3 separate regions of the Mus musculus genome follow, and regions 1 and 3 are each linked to region 2. Evidence: chromatin loops called from intact Hi-C (ENCODE). Cell type or tissue: left cerebral cortex. All regions are shown on one strand. Links, peaks and the distances in the headings refer to the core of each region. The heading gives the core; the rest is flanking DNA.

The links. A loop is a pair of places that touch in the nucleus more often than their neighbours do. Peaks named below come from ENCODE experiments on the same cell type or tissue, not always from the same donor. Only the 100,000 strongest peaks of a DNase experiment are listed, where the experiment ranks them.
Region 1: it touches region 2 in a loop (8-fold over the local background); 31 of 42 quality-filtered maps call a loop at or near these places.
Region 3: a loop joins it to region 2, with 9 times the contacts of the local background. A loop is called at or near these places in 14 of 42 quality-filtered maps.

Annotation. Positions count from the first base shown.
Region 1 is chr17:31,488,530-31,499,317 of GRCm38, forward strand. Wdr4 (WD repeat domain 4) reads right to left here. Exons shown (of 11, transcript NM_021322.2): 9 at 10,460-10,643; 10 at 9,969-10,038; 11 at 5,793-8,399. The coding sequence ends at 8,209. Among named protein-coding and RNA genes, the nearest start is that of Wdr4, 19 kb to the right of the region's middle. In left cerebral cortex, for the core only: a CTCF peak has its summit at 4,166 (motif pointing left); a DNase peak (open chromatin) is centred at 4,147.
Region 2 is chr17:31,372,823-31,383,610 of GRCm38, forward strand. No RefSeq gene overlaps it. Among named protein-coding and RNA genes, the nearest start is that of Pde9a, 8.0 kb to the right of the region's middle. In left cerebral cortex, for the core only: CTCF peaks have their summits at 5,342 (motif pointing right) and 6,413; DNase peaks (open chromatin) are centred at 5,351 and 5,728; H3K4me3 peaks cover 495 bases; H3K27ac peaks cover 548 bases.
Region 3 is chr17:31,446,681-31,450,680 of GRCm38, forward strand. It overlaps Pde9a (phosphodiesterase 9A), which reads left to right. Exons shown (of 19, transcript NM_008804.4): 7 at 1,687-1,771. Among named protein-coding and RNA genes, the nearest start is that of Gm9902, 14 kb to the left of the region's middle. In left cerebral cortex, for the core only: a CTCF peak has its summit at 2,035 (motif pointing left); a DNase peak (open chromatin) is centred at 2,052.

The sequences.
Region 1 (10,788 bases), core at 2,582-6,581, 110 kb after region 2:
TCTAGAACTTTCCATCCTCCCATCCTCCCAAGCACCGATTCCCCAGCCTCCGGCACCTTCCACTCTCTTTTTGCCCCTACCAGTTTGGATGCTTCATCTCTGTTTTTCTGCTAAAAGCAACCCTGACCTACAGCAACTTAAGGGAGAAAGAGGTTGGGGGTGACCAACACTCGGAGGCAAAGTCAATGATTTTGGTCAGCTTCCAGATCCTTCAAGAGCCCAGCCATCTAGCCCTGACCTTGCCTCAGGGCCATTCCACTGACTGCAGATCCTGTCTTCCCTGGTGTATTTTGGTGACAGTGTGAAGTACTGCATTCGGTGTGACTACATACCTCTGCCATCATGGGTCTATAGCACAATTCCTTTATGAAGATGGCCAGAGCTATTGTGTCTCGCAAGGTCCCCAGAAAGAGCAGAAAGCCACCAGGTTTAACACTCAAGTACGATGAGATAGTGTAAAATATCTCATTAATTTTATATCAATTGTCTATTGAAATGAAAGCACTTTGGCCATGTTACTTTAATTAAAAAGCTTATTAATTTCTCCCGAGCTCTGGCTGTTTAATATGGTTCTGAGAGCATTCAGTCACACGGTGGCTGGCATTTATGGTCCAGGTCCTTTGCATATCAGATAGCATTATGTTATGTACACAGCCGGCAACTTGGGCGGGGGGCCAGGGAGTACGGGAACACAGGCAGGTTTCAATATGGGAAAGGGGAAACTGAAGTAGGGTGACCCTAGCCAGAAGATATGACCAGATGGGAAGAGAGCAGATGTGGATTTGACCCTCAGCTAGCCACGGGGGGTGGGGGTGGGGTGGGGGGTGGCACACCTAAGATGAAATTGGGGAAGTAGACAGAGTGAAAGCAGATACTCCTCTCCCTCCTCCCCTCGCTCTCCCCCTCCTCCTCCAAATCCCTCTCTTCCTCTCCCTCCTCTCCTTCCTCCCCCTCCTCTTCCTCCTTTCCCCCTCCTCCATCTTCATTGTCATCTTCTTTAAATTTTCTTTTTTTTAAAGATTCATTTATTATTATTCATTAGTACACTGTAGCTGTCTTCAGACACACCAGAAGAGGGTGTCCGATCTCATTATGGGTGGTTGTGAGCCACCATGTGGTTGCTGGGATTTGAACTCAGGACCTTTGGAAGAGCAGTCAATGCTCTTAACTGCTGAGTCATCTCGCCAGCCCTATCTTCTTTAAATTTTACATGTATGGATGTTTTGCTTTGCGTGTATGCCTGTGTACGGCATGTCTGTCTATGTACAGTGTGAATGCTTGGTACTTGCTGAGGTCTGAGAAGGATGCTACATCAGCTGGAACTGGACTTACAGATGGTTATAAGCCACCACATGGGTGCTGGGAACTGAACCCAGGTCCTTTCAAAGGACTACAAGTGCTCTTAACCACCGAGCCAACTCTCCAGCCCTCCGAGTTCTATTCATTATTCATGTATATCAGGGCTGTTGGCCCTCTGCATCAAGATGCCAGCCTTTTGGTCTGGGGCAGATGCAGCCTCAGACTTCTGATATGTGCCCAAGCCTGATGGCATCCAGAGATGTGTTCCTTCGGTAGCTACAGCTTCTGGGGACATGTCAAAGTCTTAGTTTTGTAATTGTCTGTTTCAAAAATGGACAAGCTAACAGCTAGTCGCCGAGAGCTACTCAGCTTTCATTTCGCAGGTAAGAAAACAAGCTCGTGTCCCGTGGCTTTCACGGGAGACCATCTCTCCGCCCGGCCCTCCTTCCTGTTCCATGCTTGCCAGCTAGCCACGTTAAAGCAAGAGTGAATGGAGAGAGCTAGCTCTCATAACGTCATCCTGAGGAACCATGGGCAAATCTGACAGTGTGACTGAAAGTATCTGTATTAAAAGAACGTACTTAGAGGCTGGGAGGCTCTGTGGATGAAGTGCCAGCTGGGCCAGCCTAGCTATCTAAGTTTGAGTCCCCAGAAGCCAGGTGTGAGCCACGTACAGCAGTGCACACGTGTGTAACCCCAGCCTGCCTCTACTGGGAAGATTGGTGACAGACACTCTGGAAACTCAAGAGCCAGCTCAAGCACAGAAAGCAACCTTGAACCAAGACACCCTGAGTCAAACAACACAGAAGACCAACACCCAAGATTGTTACTGACCCCTGTTGTGAGACTGTTCCTGGGAAATGTGAACGGATGGCTCTGCACCCCAGAAGGGGTACCAACAGCAACCCAAAGTAAGGAAGGACACCACCAAAGCCATCATGGTGAGCCGGTGAGTTTGATTGGGGTTACTGCAGGAGCAGAAATGACTCAAAGACAGCTGCATCACCGAAGCCCACATCCAGCATGGGTGAGTCTTGAAATCTGCAGTGTGCTGCACAGCCTGCAAGCAGCTTGTCAGGGTGGAGACTGTCTCCTGTGGTCAGTTTAGGAGATCTGAGCCTATGCAGGCATCTTTACTGATGCCTGTTTCTTCCAAGAGATTTCTCTGGCCTGAGCCTCTTCTGGTAAGCTCAGGTTGTCTGACCATGTCTGTCAGCAGCCCTTATAGGTTATAAATCTTTGAGGGGCAGGGCTCAAGACAGGGTTTTTCTGTGCAGCTCTGGCTCATTCTGTAGACCAGGCTACCCTCATACTTAGAGATCAAGCTGCTTCTGCCTCTTAAGTGCTGGGATTAAAGGTGTGCGCCACCACTGCACAGTTAGTCCTTATAAGTTATATGCTGGGAAAGGTAGAGGCCTAGTATATCTGGTCAGTTTCAGGGACTTCCTGAAACATTGCTTACTTCCTTAAGGAGTATCCCTGCAAACACACACACACCTAAATAGAGACACACAGAAGTACCCATACACACACACACACACACACACACACACACACATATATATATATATAAACACACAGAAACACTCACATATAACACACAAAAACACATACATACACACACAAATAGACACACAGAAACACACACATACACATATATAGATACACAGAAACACACATACACATGGAGAGAGAGAGAGAGAGAACATCTGGTGTTGTAAGCAAGCTTCCTCTAAGACAGAATGTTTTATCTTCAGGAAATTGCTACACAAAACCTCTCCATTTTGGAGAAGCATGTCTCTAGAAAGCTCCATCACACAATGGAACACACTCACACACATACACAGAAACAATCAGAAACTTTTAAGGTATGTACACCCACAAATACACACATACTCCCTCCCTGTCTCTCCCCTTTCTCCCTCTCCCTCACAACCAATCCCCAGGAAAAGATGTAGAGATGACACAGATGATGGAACAAGCGGAAGTCCTCGCACATCCCAGTGCACACGATGAATTTAAAGCTTTACATTACGATTGCTGGAGAAATGGAAGGCTTAGGTCAAAACTGAAAGACAGAAAGCCTTCACCTTGAGCAGCGGTGTTTTAGATGCCACAAGGGCAGGCCAGTCAACTGAAATCTACCCAACCTGAGGCACAGCAGAAAAGGAAACCTGAAGGTAAGCCAGGAGCAGAGGCTTGGAAGTCACCAAAGCAAGCCAGCCACACTGGCAAACTCAGCCAGAGTCAGAGCTACAGAAATAGATAGGAGCTGGGGATGTCCCATGCTTGACAAAAATGTTACCTTCAACAATAATCAGGAAACCCCAAATAGACACACACACACACACACACACACACACACACACACACCATACACACAGAGATTAAACCACAGAAAACAAATGATCAAGGAAAAGCTTCAAGCCAGGCAGTGGTAGTACACACCTTTAATCCAGCTTGAGAGGCCGAGATAGGCGGATCTCTGAGTTCGAGGCCAGCCTGGTCTACAAAATGAGTTCCAGGACAGCCAGAGTTACACAGAGAAACCCTGTCTCGAAAAACAAACAAAGCAGCAGGACACCCTATTCTCAGTGTATACCCACCATCACAGGGTAGGTGACAGGCACAAAGAAGTCCTGAGCCTAGATGCTGAGGACCCTGAGCATCCTGTGTGCTGGAAGTGGCCATGTCACATGGGATGGTGGGACTGTCAAAGAGCTGACAACCAAGACCCACATTGGAATCCCTTCAACTAAGAGCTCTGGCAGTCACTGCAGGCAAGCAGACAGAAGCCCAGAAAAGGCAGCACTTAGAAGCCAGAGCCCCGTCATCCTTGGTGTGACTCTTGCTCCCTCTAGTGGCAGATCTGAGCTCCGTGGCTGCAAGCAAAGAAGAAAACCTTTGTGGGGTGGGGTCCATCTCCAGGATAACAAAGCAAAGCAGGGAGGGTGCTAAGGAGCTGAGGGATGAGACTCTGAGAGCTGACAGTACATAGCAGGCCAGAAGCAAGGCAGTAAAGCCTAGGGGAAGGAAAAAGACTGTAAACTCACAATCTGGAACTGTATCCAAGAAACGAACTGTCTTAGTCAGGGCTTCTATTCCTGCACAAACACCATGACCAAGAAGCAAGTTGGGGAGGAAATGGTTTATTCGGCTTACACTCCCATACTGCTGTTCATCACCAAGGAAGTCAGGACTGGAACTCAAGCAGGTCAGGAAGCAGGAGCTGATGCAGAGGCCATGGAGGGATGTTCTTTACTGGTTTGCTTCCCCTGGCTTGCTCTTATAGAACCAAGACAACCAGCTCAGAGATGGTTCCACCCACAAGGGGCCTCTCCCCCTTGAACACTAATTGAGAAAATGCCTTACAGTTGGATCTCATGGAGGCATTTCCTCAACTGAAGCTCCTTTCTCTGTGATAACTCCAGCTGTGTCAAGTTGACACAAAACTAGCCAGTACACGAACAGAAGCAATTAAATGGGCTGTCAAGACAGGAGCTCAGAGCTACACATCTGATCAGAGTAGACTGTGAACTTAAAACTGGAATAAAAGCCAGGTGTGGTGATGCAGATGGTTTTAATTCTAGCCTTGGGAGGCAGATCTTTGGGGGTTTGAGGCTAGCCTGGTTTGTTATACAGAGAAATCCTGTCTTGAAAAACAAACAAGAGGCAGGCAGATTTCTAAGTTCGAGGCCAGCCTGGTCTACAAAGTGAGTTCCAGGACAGCCAGGGCTATACAGAGAAACCCTGTCTCGGGGGGGGGGGGGGGGGGAGAAAGAAAGAAAGAAAAAAAGGAAAAACAAACAAAAAAGGTGAAACAAAACCAGGAGCGTTTTGGAAAATTTTGAGAAAATCTTCAAGATCTAGGATTGGAGGGAGAATTCTCACACTGCACCAAATGGAGTCCAGGGGGTTGGAGAGGGCACGTGGAAAGTCTACTACAATATCCACTTATTCAAGGGACTTGCATATCTGCAGAAGATGGGGTCTTGCTATCCTGGAAGTGCTAGAATCTCCTACAGACATTGAGGGATACCTCTGTACCCTACAGAAATGCTTCCCTGTGGAACTCAAATGCTCACAACAGCGGGCCAACACTTTTAAACCATCCAGTGCCTGTGGGTAGAGCAAACTAGTATCTTCATAGCTGGACCACTTAAGCCACATGCAATGTGTACATCTCAGAGATCAGCAAAAGCACCCGAGCTCAGGAGCGTAGGCAGAGGCCAGTCTGCCCACCAGTGTTGGTAGGCGAGTACAGGGGAGTGTGGAGTCCCAGCAACAAATGCCCTGTTCCCGAGGGCACCTTCACATGTGAATACAAGTGGTGACACTGTAGCATGTCATTTTGTATGCACTTCAGCTGTGTGCCACACGACCTCCCATCATACTGAGACAAAACTTTGACCACCACCAGATGGATTGAATCAGTGAGAGGTGGGGCAGAGCGCAAGGAATCTCTCTCAAAGCAAGACACAGAGACAACGTGGTAATGAGGAATGAAGATACAAGTTTAATGAGGCAGGGGGTTTAGGGGAGTACAGGGGCCAAACTAACTAAACTGACAAAGGAGAGAGCTGTGTGCACTGATCTGGATGGGAACGGTCCCCAGTGTTGGAGATGTTTAGAAGGATTAGGACTTAGGGCCTTGTTGATGTGTCATTGCCAGTGTGTCCGGCCTGCCTCCTGCTTGTGGAAGATGGGAGCTCTCAACTGGGGCTCCAGCCTCCCTTCCACCAGCATGGCCCCCAACCCTCTGGAACTGCAAGGCCAGTCAATCTCTCTCATATAAATTGCCTTGGTGTCTTATCAGAGACTGGTGGGCAGCCTTTTGGGAACGACCCTGGCAACTGGGCATCCCAGTGGAAGTGGGGAGCTGCTGCTGGAGGTGGAGGCATCCTGACACAAGCTGAAATCATAGCATGAACTGCCCAGGTCAGACTGGCCTAAAACCAGGTAAGACACAAATCCCCTTAAATAAAAGTGTAGTCCCAATAAAAATGGGACTCCACACACCCTAATATGGAAGAAATTTCTGGAACCACATGAAGTGTAGGCATGTGGACTAGCCTACTAGCTAGCAGGGTCCTGTAAGCATAATGCTATGTACCCAACCTACAGGCATTAAGGCCCCTGAAAGTGGGACCAATTAACAGGCTCCGAAGCTATGCCTAAGGGACCAGGAGCCACTGCAGGCCCCAGGGCCAGGAAAGCCAGAGCCAGATGGTAGGACATGGAGGCCCAACACCCTCCTCTACCCCACCCTTAGTGCTTCCACTGGCTACACTCACACAAGTAAGTGGACCCTGGGACATGCACAGATGTCACTGTGGCATAGGACAATCATGAACACTGGGGCTTGAGAAAAGTGGAGACAGGACTGGGATTGTTGGGGTGGGCCTGCCTGCTGCTCACTATGCTGTTTGGCTCTGTGACTCACCAGGACCTTAGGAATAACCCCACCATGAAGGCCACCATCTCTCCTTTGACACAAGGACTCCCCATCACTGTCTGTGTGGCTGTCTCAGAGCCTACAAGGCAGACACCAGGGACTTCAGATACCCCTCGAGTCTCTCAGCTCCTTGCACTGACCATCCGGCCATGACGGCCCTGTGAGGACTGGTGCTTTGCAAGCATGGGCTCTACCTGGCTCGCAGGCTACGCATGACCAGAGGACTGAGCGAATGCAGCACTGGCTCAGCAAAGCTGTATTCCTGGGCCCTCAGACTTCTCTCATTTATCTCCGACTAGTTAGGACCCAGCCCACAGCCCAGTTGGCACATCCATGTCTCCAGGGACCGACCACACATCCCAGCATCCAGAACACGTGACATTAGCTCCTAGACAGAGGTGAGCACCCTGCTCCGTGAACACCACCCATTCGACTGATAGCTGCTTGTGGCCACAAGACTATTTCTACTGCGTGTGGAGGCCAGACGATGACACTGGGCATCTTCCTCGACTGTTCATCTTGAGACAGGATCTCACAGAGCCCAAAATGTCACTGTTTAGGCTAGGCTGCCTCAGTCTGCAGCTCCAGTATTAGGGTTACAGTTATGCTAGGCTATGGCCTTCCTTTGTTCTGTATGTTTGGGTGGTACCTAAACTCGGGTCTCATCTCCCCAACCCAAGACGGTCTCTGCTGCAGCTCGTCTGGGAAATAGCACGAGAATAGACAGAGCTGGACAACACCCCTCTCTAACCACCAAGAGCCATGTCATTTGAAGAGCATACACACATTGAATGTCTTAAGATCAGCTATGGAGGCTGCTGCTGAACATTCCAGAAAGCTATGCAAAGTTTGTCTTTATTGATGCTGTGATTTCTGTTCATTTCCTTCTGTTCTGCAGTGTATGCAGAGTTCAGAGCAACAGAACCACGAGGTCACCATCATTCCCTGTAAAACAAGGCTGGCCTGGCAAGGTCACACCCTCAGAGCCCCAAAGCTTGCTCAGTCTGCTCAGCCCAGCCCAGGAGTGCGAACAGCACCAACTGAATCTGCCTCAAAACAGCAAGCAGCTACAGAGCCATACAGAGCTCCACCTGGAGAGCCCCCGGCAATGATGTGAAGGCAGGTCCTGTCCTGCAGGTCTCCCTAGAGCTCCCCAGGGACGACACTGTGGGCCCCGACAGACATGCGTGGTGCTGTGGGCCAGTGTATCCTTCAATGTGAAGGTGCTTCCACACAGCTCTAGACTCTTAGCTAAGCTAACACCACCTGCCTTCCCTGCAACCCGGCAGGAGCCTGTTCTCAGTGACAAAGGCAGACTCTGGAGATCAGGGACTGTTGAGCTAGTGGTAGGGACTGAGCTGCCGTGATCTCCCTCCCTAGGGATGAACCAGGGAGGAGGAGGGAGAGAGCTGCCCACAGGGCCTCAGGAATGAGAGCTGTGGCCATGTCCAAGGTCAGCAACTAAGGGCTGACTGGCCCGGGCACGCCTTTTTGGTCTGTTCCGGGGACCCTGGGAAGGGGCTCCTTTGCCGCTTCTTCTTCAGCTGCTGCTGCAGTCTCTCTTCCTTTTTCTTCAGGTAAGAGGTCATGTTGTCAAAGGTGGCCTTGTACAGGCTGCGGAAGCTGTCATCTGTACCAACAGAACCTATGACAAGGACAAGAAGAGATGCCAGGTGAGTGACTTGGAACATGGCCCAGCACTACCTCCTCTCACTGGATGGCCTTGGGAATTTTTTTGTTTTTTTGTTTTTTTTTGTTTTTTCGAGACAGGGTTTCTCTGTGTAGCCCTGGCTGTCCTGGAACTCACTTTGTAGACCAGGCTGTCCTCGAACTCAGAAATCTGCCTGCCTCTGCCTCTCAAGCGCTGGGATTAAAGGTGTGCGCCACCACTGTCCAGCTGGCCTTGGGAATTCTACCTCCCTGATATCTCAAAGACCCTAAACCTTATGTGACCCAACCCTTGAGATCCACACTTGGGCTGGACCTGGGGACTTGTTCCAACAGAATGCTGAAGGGAAGGGGTAGAGGTGGGAAGTAGGGACCAGGGATTGGCTGACATCTTGTCTGCACTTTCTCATTCATTCACTGACAAAGCCAGCTGCAGGTCCTGAACTGAGGGAGCGTATTAGTGAGGCCTGAATCCTCCAACCATCTCCTGCGCAGGAATGAACCCTGCCCAAGGGGAACCTGAGATAGCCAGAGTCAGTCAACACCAGTGGATGGCAGGCGGTCATCTACAGAGGCCACAGGCACTCCAGGACTCCAGACCCAGAGCAAGGCCTTGGCAGGCTGTGGCTCTGGGTAAGAGCATGCCACACTGCAGTAGATGTCCTTGAGTGTTAAGCTCAGGTGCTACTGGCACAGCCCCTCAGCCAGTCTCACCCTAGTGAGCTACATCCCAAGGACAATCAGCGCTGCATGCTAGAGAGGACCCTCAGGTCACCCTACCCTTAGGTGGGTGTGGTTCCCTGACCGCCAGCAGCCAAGGCTCAGGATGCACAGGCTAGTGTGGTGCTCCATCTGTGTGTGGAGCATCTTAGACATGAAGACAGGCTTTGGCCTGAGTCTGCACCAGGTAACCATCAACAGAACCAAACTGAGCAAGGTCCAGAAGGACCCAGAGCCGGCCAGGCAGAGCGTGAGGAAGTCCAGCAAGAGGGAGGCCAGCAGGATGGCTCAGGAGGGAAAGGCACTTGTGCCAAGCCTGACAGCCTGAGCTTCATCCCACGTGGTAAGAGATTCTGTAGAGGTTGTCTTTGACGTGCTCTGCAGCCAGGGGTCCAGGGTGAGCAGCCAGGGAGGACACACCTTCCCCACCTGCCCCGCCTACCACTTTTATTTCAGCTCAGCACAAGCTAGTCATACTCCAAGAGGAGATCTCAACTGAGAAATCGCCCCGCTAGAGCGAGCGGGCGAGCCTGCAGGCTTCAGAGGGCATTTAGACCACAGCTGGAGCACCCCCAAAAGTCTAGGAACCCTAACTTCTAAGAATTGGCTTTGCAACATCTTTTCTGAGTAATAGTTTGTTTCATAGAGACTGGGTCTGGGTGGTCCTGCCTGGATGGGCAACCTCTGGCCAGTGAATACAACGCTGGCCACCCCAAGCAGCAACTGAGTCACTGCCTCAGCCCCACACCAGCCAGCTCACCGCTCCTCACTGCACAGCAGTAGCACTCCTTGTCTGCATTACAGACCCTGTTCACAGAGCTCTCACCTTCCAGCATGGCCCAGCTCTCACGGAGATGGCTGCAGAGTCTCGGGGACACAGCACCGTCTGGAGCAGCCTGCAGGTGACAAGTGAGCAGGGACTCAGAGAGAGCAAGCAGAGGCCTGGCGGGGCCAGCCTTGGGCACAGGCAGCCGAAGCTGGCCAAGAATTCCCAATGCTGTCCTACCTCGCCCAAAGCCTTATGGGATTGGCAGAGATTTCCCGCAGTGCTCCCTGCACATCAGTATCCAGCAAGGCCCTGACACAGGCCTGCACACAGGAAGAGTACACCCATGTCAGTCCTAGTGCTGCCTTCCGCAGTGTGGGAACCTCCTATACACAGGCATGGGGACCCAAGCCAGGGCAGACAAGCTGCCTCAGGCTATAGCCTTAGGACCTAGATGGATGTGAACAAGGCTGTGGGGAAACCCCAGCCCCACCCTGCCACACCCCACCAAGACACCAGGCTCAGACCACGGAGCTGCTGGGTGCTCTCACCTGCCACTCACCACCCACAGGCCTCCAGAGCACCAGGGGGGCATCACGGCAGTCCTGTAGAACCCACAGCCCCCGGGCCTCCTCAAACACAACATCCCACACTCGGTGAGGGAAAGTCAGCCGCTGTCTGAACACCAGCTGCTGTCTGCTGGCATCAAGCTGGAAGACGAAGACCACGGGAACGCTTTCCAGGAGAGAGAGAGAGACTGGTCATCACCACAGCAGCATGCCCACAAGACATCCTGGCCCTAGGCCTGCCTATACTACCTGCAGACCCTGAGCCACCCAGACCCTGGGAGATGGTACATGTTTAAGGTCCAAGTTCTGGA
Region 2 (10,788 bases), core at 3,523-7,522:
CTGGCCTTTTCTGCCATGGCTCCATCGCCTCCACTGGATGACTGTTCTTTCCAAGATCCCTCCCCTGATGCCAGCATCCCACTGTCTAAAACATTTATGCCAGAAAGGACCAACAGCACACCAACAAGAGCACACCACCAACAGCACAGACACTGAGACTAACAAGTAATAAATGGGACGTTATACGAAAGCATCTGCAAGGCACCATTAGGCAATGCGGCAGTCTACAGAATGGGAAAAGATCTTACCAATCACACGTCGGACAGAGGGTTGGTATCTCTACTATGTAAAGAACTTTAGGGAGCTAGACATCAGGAAAACAAATAACTTAGTTAAAAATGGGGTGCAGAGGTAAATAGAGGCCTCTCATGAGATGAAACACAAATGGCCAAGAAACACTTAAGGAAACTTTCGACATCCTTAGTCATCGCGGAAATGAAAATTAAAGTGACTTGGAGATTTCTTACCCCAGTCAGAATGGCCAAGATGAATAACACAAGTGACAGCTCATGCTAGCAAGGATGTGGAGCGAGGGGAACATTTATTCATTGCTGGTGGGAGTGCAAACTTGTACAGCCTCTACGGAAATCAGTGTGGCAGTTCCAGGAAGCTGGGAATAGATCTACCTCAAGATCCGGCTCTACCACTCTCAGACATGTACCCTAAGGAATCTGTATCCTTCTACAGGGACACTTGTTCAGCCATGTTCATAGCTGCTCTATTCATATAGCCAGAAATTGGAAATAGCCTAGATATACATCGACTGATAAATGGCTAATGAAAGTGTGTGTGGTACATTTGCAGAACAGGATATTATGCATCCAATTAAAAAAATGAAATTGTGAAAATTGTTAGTAAATGGATGGATCTAGAAAAAAAAGTCATCCCAAAAGACAAATATTGTATGTTTTCTCTTATATAGAGATGCTGGTCTTTATACTTTGAATATGTGTGCTACAATCAAAATAACCAGAGAGGCTTCCTGCTCAGGAAAGGCCCAATGAGGAAGAGAGGATCTCCCAAAGAAGAGGGAATAGGGAAAACTAACACCAAAGGCCACTAACAATTATATGGAGGGTCTGGAGAGATGGCTCAGTGGTTAAGAGCACTGACTGCTCTTCGAGACAGGGTTTCTCTGTGTAGCCCTGGCTGTCCTGGAACTCACTCTGTAGACCAGGCTGGCCTCAAACTCAGAAATTTGCCTGCCTCTGCCTCCCAAGTGCTGGGATTAAAGGCGTGTGCCACCACGCCCGGCTCCAACAAGACATCTTTATACCACCAAGTACCACCTCTAGTGCTAGGAATGGGTTACATCCAAGGGTCTCAAGGAATGCTCATACGCTTCTTGAAACATCATAGACTATTTATTCAAGGCTATTGGCTGCTCTCAACAACCTGATGGTCCCTATCACTGAAGATATTTACATTTGTCATCAAGCACGGAGAAGTCAAGCTGAACTAGAAGCTTTGTCCCTCCTGACTAGTGGTCACAGTACCAGAAGGTACACATTCTATATGCTACTGGAGGAGAAAGGTTATCATCGATATCACCCAAGTACACACCCAGAAACAACGAGATAGTTTGTGACTTGCCTGCAAGGTGTTCTGGTAAAATAGTGGCACAAATGTTACGGGAGTCACCAACCACTTTAAAACGAAATTGGACTTAAGACCCAATCCATGAGATGAAATCTTGATCTAATGGCCACCAACCTGAGACTGAATTGGGTCACAGGCAGTAGAAGAAAACCTAATAGTATTATTATTCTGCTAAAGGGACATAGCAATAAAAGGACTCCTAATGACATACTGCTGTACTCATTCAACCTACATCAGAGAAGTGTCTTCTTGCAGTATGAGTGTTAACATAGAGGCAATGTGCAGAGAGCGAGACAGTTTGTAACACTTAGTCCTAAATGGAATGTCTTCATTCAACCCCTGTGCAGAGACTGAGACACTTTGGAGCACTTAGTCCTAAATGGGATCTAGGCAGAAGAGGAGGTGGAAAGGTTGTAAGAGCCAGAGGGAATGGATGACTCCAAGGAAACATTGTCTTCCAGATACAACATAACTGATGTGCATATTGTTGGCATGTAGTCTAGGCTCTGCCCCACAGTTACCTGGCAACAGCCAGGTGTGAGTGACTTACTATAAATGGGGCTGCTTGCCCCTTCCTCCCTCTCTTGAACTCCCTTTCCTTCTCTGGCTCCTACTCATTAGCCCTTCTCTCCCCATTCCCCTCCCCCATCCCTCTCCACGTGCTCATAACAAGCCTCGTGTGTGTGTGTGTGTGTGTGTGTGTGTCTACTCCCTCAACTCCCCTCTCCATATCCTGAATAAACTCTAGTCTATACTATATCATCGAGTGGCTGGTACCTCAGAGGGGAAGGAATGCCTCAGCATGGGCCCGAAGAGTTACCCCCTCCCCCCATACCTTACTGAGAAACATATCTCTCCCCCCAAACATATCTCTGGCTTTTTCTATCTTTTTTATAAAACACAACACATGTGAACTCACAGAGACTCTGACAGCACACCTAAGACCTACACAGGTTCAAGCCACATGGAGTCTCAGCTCTGAGATGGGGAGTGGACATAGGCTCCCACCCCTAACCAAGAAGCTGTCTACAATTAATAGCACTGGCAACAGGAAAATTCGTTTTCTCCAATGAAACCTTCCTGGGTTTCATTGGCCATCACAAACAAACTCAATAGTTCTCCTCTGCCTGCTCTATTTAGTGGCAGAGTCCCTTGCATGCAGCTGTTAGGACAGTGCCCCTCACATAGAAGCATGTATTAGTGAACGCTAACATTTTATATATAAATTCTGGTTAGTGAGTGTTAACATTGTATATATAAACATAGGTTAGTGAGTGTTAACATTGTATATATAAACATGGGTTAGTGAACGTTAACATTGTACATATATACATGGGTTAGTGAACGTTAACATTGTATATATAAACCTGGCTTAGTGAGTGCTCTTAGCTCTGAAGGATATTGTTCAAGACTCACGTGCCAGGGGCCACAAAATAGTACCAAATTTTCAATTTACCATGTTGTTGGTGTTTTGTTTTTGTTGTTTTTTGGTACATACTCACCTACAATAAAGGACCAGGAAGAAAATCACACCAACAAGTAAGAAGAAAACCGAATAATTATGGCAATATATCACAATAAAAAGTTATTCTAAACTTCATGAGTTTGTGAGTTGTATATTTCTGGAAAACTCCACTTAATATTTTTGAACTGTGGCTTACCAGGGGTCTCTGGAATCACAGAAAGGGGTGCTGCTGGTAGGGAAGAGAGAGAGAGAGAGAGAGAGAGAGAGAGAGAGAGAGAGAGAGAGAGAGAGAGAGGAGACAAAGAGAGAGAGACAGAGAGAGAGAGACTGGCCCTCTCTGCATACATCAAACATGTGCTATGGTCTAGATGGGGGAAGGCCATCCACTTCCTTCAAATTAGACCTATTACTTTGTAGCAAAATTCAAGAGTTCCCTTCACTGGGACCAGAGAAAGGTAGAGCCTCAAATGTGAGGTCTGCAGGTATCTGGGTGAAAAGGCAGCAGGGGAGGGGGGAGAGGAGGGGGGAGCATGGGGCAGGGAGGCAGTGGAAGAGGGAAGCAACTGGGGAGGGGGCCAGTGGGGTAGCGAAGGTAGGTGGGGCAGTGGGGAGGAAGGCAGCAGAGGATCCTCAGGTTGCATCCAGGATCCATGACTCTGGTCACAGCTTTGTGATGGAAGATACCCAATAATCCACGGAGATTCTGTCTGCTCAGGGAACTTGCTGTGTGGGCCCTATCAACCCCTGCTTCATGTGGCTCTCACTCCTTAGTGACTGGCATGGGTCAGGGATCCTATCAGAATGCCTTCAGAACCCAAGGGCAGGATTAGAAGTGAGTCACTCATGTCCAAGATACATGGCTAGAGGTCATCCTCACGCTAAAATACACACAAACTGTAGCCTCTAAAGCTAGTAATGATGGTATTTCGACACATTCTGGCAGACGAAGGAGGCACGCCTTCCTCTTGAAGATGTGTAGTTAAGTTAGAGAGGCACTGGCGAGAATGAGGATTCCAACCTACTTTGGGAAACCAGATCTTTTGCCTGCTGGTCGCAACATGATGGCTGACTCAGCATCAGGACCAGCCAGGGGTTTCATCTGGATCCTGGGTTGGCCTTGGCCCATACTTGGATATAAGCTGTGTACAGAATCATCTTCAGAAGCGGGATGCTGAGGAGGTTGAGAGTGGAACACCCAAGGGCACACTTCCCAGGACCAACAGGAGACCCTGGCAGGATGTTAATTGATAACAGCCATGATGCCTCACCAGCCTATCATAGGCTACTCCAGAGGAAGTCAGGATTACCTGCTGCTAAAGGCCCTGTGGTGTCTCCAGGCTAGCTCTCAGTCACACCCTCCTGCAGCCAATGGCTTGGTCCCAGGCTCTGGGTAGAGAGATCTGCATCATCTCTCCTCTTCTCCGTCACTCTGAACACTATGAACCACGTGTCATTTCCACGGACAAATCACATTTGAGGACCAGGAGGGACAGCGTTATTCAAAGCCTCACAGGAGTGACAGGAACCTGAACACCTAGAAAGGATGCTTTAGACATCCCACGTCAGAGATCTGGGAAGTCCTGGCTGGGTAGGGGATGCTTTTATTTATTTGTTTGTTTGTTTGTTTGTTTTTGGTTTTTTGAGACAGGGTTTCTCTGTGTAACCCTGGCTGTCCCGGAACTCACTCTGTAGACCAGGCTGGCCTTGAACTCAGAAATCCACCTGCCTCTGACTCCCAAGTGCTGGGATTAAAGGCGTGCACCACCACTGCCCGGCTGATGCTTTTATTTTAATGTATTTTTAAAATTATTTGAAATTATAATTACATCATTTCCAACCTTTTCTTTCACCAATGCCTCCCTGGCACCCCCTTGCTCTCTCTCAAATTTATGGCCTTTTTTTCTTTAGTTGTTGTTTTACACACACACACACACACACACTCCTAAATGCATCCTGTTTAGTCCATATCATGTTATCTGTAAGGGTGATAGTGAATGAGGTAGCAAGAGAAAAGGACATTCTAAAATAAAACTATGTCTATAAGTTGCCCTAGGAAGGCATAGGACTGCAGGGCAGACCACAACAAAAGATCAACCCCTGGGGATGCACTGCATGGAGGACCATGAGCAAGGGAAGTGAAGGACCAGAAGAAGGAGTCCCTGACCTGGTGGTCCTCACACAACACGCAAAGCAAGTGTCAGGCTGAGGTGACCCACAAGCATCCCGGCTCCACAAAGCCATGAGAGCATGGAATGTTCATCTCAACCCCCAGGGGGCACTAGACGTCTCTGCATCAGTTTAGATCTGCTCTTTCCCATCAGCCACTTCAGGGTGCTTTGTGACTGTTTTTTGCTTGGTTTTGTGACAAATACCTCGTTGCTGAAAACAATTCTGAAATGGTCTTCCCCCCTCGCCAACACCCCCCCTGCCTGGGAAATTCTTCTCTCTCTAGACGCAAACGTTTTCTATTTCCACCGCAAGCCAGTCACCTCCGCTGGGTCTTAAAAGACCTAACGGACTTCCCTAGACAAGGGTCTCACACCCAGCTGGGCTGGGTCCCAGTAGCTGGCCTGGTGTTGTATCCCACGGGCATCCCTGCCTGTCCCAAGCACTCAGCATAATTGTCCCCCTTGACATCGCTTCAGCAGGGCTGCCAGGTCCATTAGCCAAGTCCACTGAAAATGTGGGTCACTTCTCTCTTTGCCTTTTCAATTTCCTACTTTAAAGGGCACTGCCTCTTAAAGCCGATGAGACATCCAGTGCAGCTTCGGGAAGAGCAGTACAGGCTTTGGTGGCTTAAATATGCACTGTCACGATATGAATAGATCGTAAAGATGAAAACACTGGCAAAGAAGTATTCGCAAACTATCTACTGTTCCGAGGGCTGCCATCTCCTCTCTATAGAAGGAGTGAGTAAAAAATCAACAACACACAGGACCTTAAAGCGGGATCAACAGCAGAGTGTATTAACTCCCTTGGAAAATAATGAGTGGCCCAGAAGCACGAGGCTGGAGTCTCTGCACGTGTGAACAGAGAACTGAAAGTCTCGGTCTTTCTCCCAGCAGGATGGGAAAGGGACACGGAGTGCTGAAAATTTGCTGAAAGTGTGTCAAATGGCACTTGATATTTTATGCTCATAGGATGATGACAAATTTATTCATCTTATGGGGTTATTTGGCAATAATAATAATATAATATAAAACAGTAAGTGTGTCTTCTGCATCCAACACACAGAAGTATACAAAGCAGAACTGTGAAAGAAAGTCCATTTGGTAAAGTGCCTGCTAACAAGCATGGAGACCTAAGTTTAAAACCAGCATTAGAGAGGTAGAAGCAGGCTTTTACCCATGTAAAAGCCAGGCATGGAGTACCTGTAATTCTACCAAGGAGAGACAGGAGGAGCCCTGTGGCTTGAAGGTGGAAAGAAGCTAAGGAAGACGTAATGGCCACCATACTCACTTGTACTGTTCATATACATGAATACACACACACACACACACACACACACACACACACACACACACACACGCTCTTGAATACACATGAAGTGTAAAAAGTATACATTCACTTATCTCTCTCTCTCTCTCTGTGTGTGTGTGTGTGTGTGTGTGTGTGTGTGTGTGTGTGTGTGTGTGTGTGTGTTTCTCTGTGTAGCCTAGGCTACCCTGGATCTCCCTGTGTAAACCAGGCTGGTCTTGAACTCAGGGAGTCCCTTGCCTTTGCTTCTGCCTCTCTAATGCTGGGATTAAAAGCATGTGCCACCCAAATCTCATTTTCAAGACCGATTATTTTTTTTAGGAATAGCAACATGATCCAGGCATGATGGTGTGGCCTTGTAATCTCATCTGACAGGGGTCACCTGAGAGTCTGAGGTCATCTAGGGCAACACCAAGACTAGGATAGAGAAGGGGGAAGGAAGAAGGGGAAGGGAGAAGGGGAGGAAGAAGAAAGCAAGCCAACACAAGTAGCATAGAGCACGCACAATCACACAAGCATATCATCTTATCGAAGGAATCCAAGTCCCCAGCACGAGGGGGCTAGTAGCATAGAAGAGAGCCCAAGGTATCTGCTTTGTATACTTCTGTGTGTTGGTATGAGTGACCCAGACAGGGCCATCTACCTTCTGGCCTGGGAGGGACTTTGTCTTTTCTGAAATGTTTATGGCTGGACATGATTTGTAGTGACAGAGGCCATAAAGAATAGTCACCGAGTGAGTAAATCAAGCCCAAGGTTTACACCGGCCTTTCCACGGAACATTACTGTTTAGGGCAGATCAGGCCAAAGAGCACAGGCTTCTGTGTGTGTGTGGATGCGTGGACAGGTACATAGGAAGGGTAACGATCTTGAGTGTCATTCTTTGGGCACAGTCCACCCTTTTTTAAACTCTGCCTCCCTAGTTCCAGGACTACAGTTCCTCACCAACACAGAAGGCTTAAAAAAAAAAAAAAAGACAGGATTGAACTCATGTCCTCTTGCTTGCAAGGCGAGCACGTTACTGACTGAGCCATCTCACCAGCATCTGGTGCTTTGTGCCATTTAGACCTGGTGTTCAAATCCACATTTCTGTGCCAACCCAGCAGAGTCCTCTGAAAGACAGAGGCATCACACACGTGTACGTCCTAACCTCAGCCAGTGTGTCCTGTGTGTGTTCATAGGCTCCCATCCTCCCCTAGGGACCTCCACCGGGGCACATCCCTAACAAACACAAGCTGAATACACACTTTGCTTTGAGAAATTGATGTGGCCCCTTCTGTAGCCCCTTTGTTCAAAGATGTAGACTAGAAAGCAGCTAGACTCTTTTCAGTAGTCATGAGACACACTGGCTAGACTTCAGGATGGACAGACAGAAGGACATCACTGTAGCCTGCTGGCACAATGTTCAGACCGACCAGGGACAAGCAGGCCACTGGCCCTGGGTAAATTCAGCTGAGAAACACTGTAGGCTTTCCTCAAATACTAAAGCCTTCCTTCCCAGATCCCAACTTCAAGGAAGGGTGCAGTCACTGCGGAGCCTGCTGTCCTGCCTCACTGTGGCTTTGCCTCTTGCTGAAACACAGTGAGCTAGTGAGGGCAAGGAAACCAGAGGCTGGATAACTCTTCCCAGCGCCCCTGTTTTGGCTCCTCCCCCTTCAGCTACTATTTGAAGCCTTAATATGAAAAAAAAAACAAAAAACAAAAAACAAAAACCCTAATGGATCATTTTGACAATGACAGATTGAGCTCCACCAAAAAGACATCAGAAGGTACCAGACTCAACTACAACTTCTGGGGGCAATGGGGGAGGAGGCCAACACTACCCTGGCTCCCAGCTACCCCTTCCCTATAATCTTCCTTGCAAAGGAGAGACAAGCAGGATTCCACACCCCTGAGAAGGCTCCTCTATTCGACACCCCTTTCTGACTGAGGTCAGTCAATACCCCTGATGGTTTTACTTTAACTTGACGCAAGCTAAAAAGGAGGGAACTTCCACGGGGAAGAAGACTCCTGTAAGATGGAGCTGTAGGCAGGCTTGTGAGACATTTTCTTAATTAGTGGTTGACGGGAGAGGGCCAAGCCCGTGGTGCGGTACACCACCCCTGGGTTTGTGGTTGTGGATGCTGTAAGAAAGCAGGCTGAGCAAGCCATGAAGAGCAAGCCGGTAAGCAGGATTGGTCCGTTCATAGGCTCCTGCCTCCCGGATCCCTGCCCTGTTTAAGTTCCTGACTTCCTTTGATGATGGACTTCGATAAGGAAGTGTAAACAAAATAAGCCCTTTCCTCCCCATGACTGCTTTTGGTCATGACATTTCCTCCCAGGAACAGTGACCTCCAAGGCCAACCCAAGAGATAAGGGGCAGGTCCTGGGTCCTTCACCCAACTTAGGATCCCCAGGCCATGTGGCAGGGGCAGATTTTTCTTTTTTTCCTGGTTTGGTTTTGATGCTGAGACACTCATTTGAGGCTGCATTCAAGTCAGGACACTAGCTAGCTGCCTCCGGGGCTGCTGTAGAAGGCATAGAGAGTCCAGCCCTTACCCAATCCTGGGGATGCCTAGGCCTGAGAGAAGGCTGGCAGAAAGGAGAAATAATGGCTGCCCATGAAGGCGGTTGGCATGGAGACATTGGACATAGACATCAATCATTTCCTATCCCAGAAGGGTCAGTTCAATAGTCAGTCTGATGGGGCATGATGCCTTATTGTCATCTTACAGGGGCTGGGGTGAGGTAGAATCGGATGGCTGTCCACCTTTATGCTGGTGGGATTCATCTGACACATCAAGTGACGTAAAAGAACAGAGAACAGGGACAGAGAATTCTGTTCTTCCTGCCTGCTTAAGCCAGGCATTGGTGTCCGCCTGCCCTTGTACTTGGGATGTTCGTTAGCAGCTCTCTGGGCCCTCAAGCTTCAGACTTAGACTAGAGACAGGCACCAGCACTGGCTCTCCTGGGTCTCCAGCCCAGGAGCCAACACCCATTGTAGGAAGCGACAGTCCTGAACTTAGATGGTAGTTCAGCTTTACATTTTCCTTTAGTACAGTGCCAGAGTCCCATGCATTCGAGAGAAACCATCCTTCAGCTCTTTCCCCGTGTTAAGGACAGGTAGGATGAATCTGCTTCAGTCTCTGCCATCCCCCATCAAAGTTAGGCAGAAATTATAACTGCAATGCTCCAAGATCCTAAGGGGAAAGTGTCAATGCCGCAATGTGTGCGTTAGGGAAATGACAGGCATGTTTGATTTAAAATACTTCCAATTAATGATAGGTTATCAGGCACACATTTTTTACTTCCAATTAATGATAGGTTATCAGGCACACATGATTTACAAAGTGAGTTCCAGGACAGCCAGAGCTATACAGAGAAACCCGTCTCGAAAAACCAAACCAAAAAAAAAAAAAAAAAGCACTTTTAGGAAGCACGGCATTGTTGGAAGAAGTGTGTTACTGTGGGGGCAGGCTTTGAGGTTATACATGCTTAAGTCTGACCAGTGTGACTTGGTTCCCTTCTGATGCCCAAGGATCAAGATGTAGAACTTTCAGCTTGTTCTCCAGTACCATGTCTGCCCACACATTGCCATACTTCCCACCATCATGATAATAGACTAACCCTCTGAAACTGTAAGCCAGCCTCAATTAAATGTTGTCCTTTGTAAGAGTTGCTGTAGTTAGCCGGGCGTGGTGGCGCACACCTTTAATCCCAGCACTAGGGAGGCAGAGGCAGGTGGATTTCTGAGTTCGCCCCAGCCTGGTCTACAAAGTGAGTTCCAGGACAGCCAGGGCTATACAGAGAAACCCTGTCTCGAAAAACCAAAAAAAAAAAAAAAAAAAAAAAAACAAAAAAAAAAAAAACAAAAAACAAAAAACAAATAAACAACAACAAAAGAGTTGCTGTAGTCATGGTGTCTCGTCACAGCAACAGAAACCCTAACTAATCAAAAATATAATGTACATAATCTTCTATTGGCCCTATTTCTCTGTAGAACCCTACTCTCTTACCAAATGCTCATCATGCTGTGGGACGATATCACCACCTCCTGGCTGGCCTCCCACTTTGTGCCTCTGCTGGAGAGCCTTCACTATACTTGGGAGAGCTGGTAAACCATTAGCCAGACACATCCCTCCTTTGCCCTTCCCACGACGTTGTATCGGATAGATACACAGCAACCTAGAGTCACCTGTGGGAGCCACAGGAGCTGCCATTGGAACCTGTCTGCCCTGTAGCCTGCCCCCACCCCCTGTGACTCGGTCCTA
Region 3 (4,000 bases), core at 1-4,000, 70 kb after region 2:
GGTTCAGAGGTTCAGTCCATTATCATCCAGGTGGGAGCAAGGCAGCATCCAGGCAGGCATGGTATAAGAGGAGCTGAGAATTCTACATCTTCATCTGAAGACTGCCAGGAGAAGAGTGGCTTCCAGGCAGCTAGGACAAGGGTTTCATTGCCCACCCCCATCCTCACCCTACCCCCATGGTTAGGAGGAGGGTCTTAAAGCTCACGCCCAAAGTGACACACCTCCAAATAGTTCCATTCCCTGAGCCAAGCATATTCAAACCACCATAGGACCCTAATGGATGAAACTTGGGTCAGGCCATGAGTCCAATGGTCTGTGAAGACATCACAGTATGGAGCACATGGCTTCCTTCTACAGGATCTGATAGTAGGAGGACTGAAGGGGGCCTGCGATGAACAACAGAACACCAGGTCACACCTCTAATCCCAGCCACTTACAAACCAAGACAGGAAGATTGTGCGTTAGAGCCAGGCTGTGGTCTCTCACATACATGCCAAGTGGAGTCTGCCACACGTCTCCTAGGATCTGTTGGCCTTCCTCCATGCTCTGCCTTTTAAACATTGATGATTGATTGATTGAGCTGCAGCTTGCTCTGCTTGTCTATCTGCCTCATGTTCCGACCATGTCCCAGAGGCAAGCCTTCAACCTGCAAAGAAACACAACCAGGTTTACACAAGACCGTGGCAGCCATATTGAACTCATCGCTACGGAACGAAGGGTGCTTGAGTGATGCCCTCGGAAGAATGTCCAGTGGCCTTCAACAGCTTCTTTGGGTGCCAGTGATACAAGAAAGCATGAAGAACCCCACTTAAAAGAAAGGGTGACCAAGTGGGTGACCAAACCTGCCTAGCCTCTGTGTTCCCCACAGCTGCTACCTAGACTTGTTCCCAGGCTGCCACCACCCTGTCCCCAGACACTGATGCCAAAGACCTTCATTTTGGTCTGCACATACCAGCCTTGTATGGGACAGGCAGAAGCTTCTCTGGCCCAGAAACAAGTCACCCGGACCAGGGCTGACCGTTTCCCTTTGTGCAGAAGAGACGGTGTCCCTATGAAACCCTATCCCAGGTTGGCCACTGCCTTGGACAGTTCTGGAGAACCCAGAAGGAGGCTGAGTCACACCAGGTTGCCTTTGCACATGCACCCAATCTGCAGTTCCTCTTCTTGGGTTAGAGGCATTGTCAGGAACCCGCTAAGTCCCCAAATGGCTGTTTTCCTTTAGAAAGGGTCACGCTGTGTTTTTAGCAATTATTGGCAGGAAGGGGAATAGCTCACACCATGGGTAGTGTCCTTTGGCAGGAAACTGAGGTGCAGTCATAAAGTTACAGACATAATTTTTTTCTTCCTCAAGAACCCAGCTTCCGGCAGCATTCCAACTGTTCCCAGCTCCGAGGGAGCAGATTGGCTACTGGCTTGTGGGCAGCCACTCTCATTCGTTAGCTGGGACCCCAGGGATAGGGGATAGGACTGAGTCTGGTCCCTCATCTCCTTGACTTTGCCTGTTTCTCTCCTGGCTGGTGGGAAGGTGAGGGAACCCCAATATCAGTAGTGTGGGAAGGTAGAGATACCTTTGCCACATGTCCAGCATCCTTCTGGGACCCTCAGCTGCCAGTCTGGCTAGACGCCCCCCCCCCACGATTACCTCCAGTAACACACCCCCCCCCGTCTGTGTCTCTTTGTCACCAGTGGAAGGACTTAAAGTGGTGGAGATCGAAAAATGCAAGAGTGACATTAAAAAGATGCGGGAGGAGTTGGCAGCTAGGAACAGCAGGTAAGTCCTGTATCCAGAGCCTGTGGAAGCCGGTCCTGGACAGGGCTCTGTGGAAACCGTGGGATGGGCTATGGCTAATGTGCCTTGATCTGCTTCCAACCTGGATAACACAGCCTGTTGTATCAGACATCAACTACTCTCCCATTTTCTTTCCTTTTCATTTTTAAAGATTTATTATATATTACATACATATATACTATTATATATATACTCTGTCTTCATGCACCACATCCTATTTCAGATGGTTGTGAGCCACCTTGTGGTTGGTAGAAGCTGAACTCAGGAAGATGTATTTTTATGTCTATGGGTGTTTCCCTGTAGGCATGTCTGTGTCCCACTTGTATGTCTCGTGCCCATGCTGGCCAAAAGAAGGCATCAGAACTTCTGGAACTAGAGTTACAAGCAGTTGTGAGCTGCCACATGAGTGCTGGGAATAGAACCCCAGCCCCCTGCAAGAGCAATAAATGCTCACAACTGCTGAGCCGTCTTTCCAGACCCCTACATTTTCTTATAAAGGGGTTGGTTGGTTTTGTGGCTGGAAAATGTCCATACATGCAAGGGAAGCAGCTCTTCTCTTCTCCAGAGCCCCGAGTAACAGTAAATTCCATACTTGAAAGAATTTGGTATCCATTTTTTTGTTATTTTGATTGGGGGGGTTATTTGTTTGTGTCTTTGTTTAGCCCTGGCTGTCCTGGATCCCACTATGTAGACCATGCTGGCCTCAAACTAACAGAGATCCACCTGCCTCTGTTGGGGGTTAAGGGCATGTGCCTAACTGATACCAATAAAAAGACAAAGGTGTTTGGTTTATAGTGAACAAGTACCCAGTTTTTATCCCAAGGTCTCCTAGTTCCTAAGGGTAGCCCCCTCTGTTAGAGGAGCACAGAGGATACTCCCATTTCTATGGACTGGGTCACATGACCCTTCAAGGGTGATATCCTCAGAAACCAGTGACCAATAATAATCCAAGCAAAGCATGCCTCCAGCATGGCTTGTCAGTAGGACCATCCTCCAAAGCCACAACTACAGCTACAGGGCAGCATCCTGAGTTAAGAACCAGTCCTGAACCAATGATGTCAGTTGTCTGAGGACCCCAACCTCAAGCATTCTAGAGACAACACTCTCAGGCTGCCTGTGAGAGTGTGGCGTGGCTCTTGCCTGCAGGGAGGGGGTACTGGGAAGTCTGGTGGTCCCCATGGATTCCCACCATGGTGGCCAGCCTGGTTGTCACCAAGAGGGCACAGTATAGGGAAGAGAGGTAAATCAGGGTATTCTATGGGGACCGTGTCACACTCAGGATCATGTGGAGTGGCTAGCTGGTGTAGAGTTAAGGAGCTCTTTATTATTATTATTATTATTATTATTATTATTATTATTATTATTAAAGATTTATTTGTTTATTTATTTATTTATTATAAGTACACTGTAGCTGTGTTCAGACACACCAGAAGAAGGCATCAGATTTCATTACAGATGGTTGTGAGCCACCATGTGGTTGCTGGGATTTGAACTCAGGACCTCGGGAAGAGCAATCAGTGCTCTTAACCACTGAGCCATGCCTCCAGCCCAAGGAGCTCCTGTTCCATTAGATTTGGGTGAAGGGCAGGGCAAAGAATCTTGCAGCCATAGGACACTGAGTGATCAGCTCACTCCCACTGTTCCTGTGAAGGTAGCCAGAATCATAGATCCCAGCCTAGAATCATAAATCTTCCATATGCTCTCAGGGAAGGCAGAAGACAGAACGTAGATCTTCAGGGGCCAGGACAGTCCCATATGCATGACCTCTAAGAAGAACCAGAGTCACCTGGAGGACAGACACTCAGTGAGGCTGGGAACCAGCGCAACAGCCTCTGACCCAAGACCTCACTTAGCCTGTGATCACCCCAGAAGGCATGGTTCCCAGCACCAGGCAGGGGCAGGTGGCCTCTGTGCCAGCCCCCATCAGCAGCGCTGGCAGTCTGCCTGGAGTGGGTTTTTGGCTTGTCTCAGTGACGGGTGTGCCTCTGTACCCCACAAGTACAGTTTAGAGACATAAAGCAGAGCCCTCTGGTGCCTCCACAGGCACCAGAGACAGCATTCTCTGCAGACAGCACTGGAGGTGTCCCTTGTAAGAAAGAGACAGGGTGAGATGCTCAGGCTCTGCCTTCCAAATGAGCAAACAGATGCGAAGCTCTGGCCTGGCTCAGGCACCTGGAGCCACTTTTCTATTCTGAGCCAGTGCTTTAATGT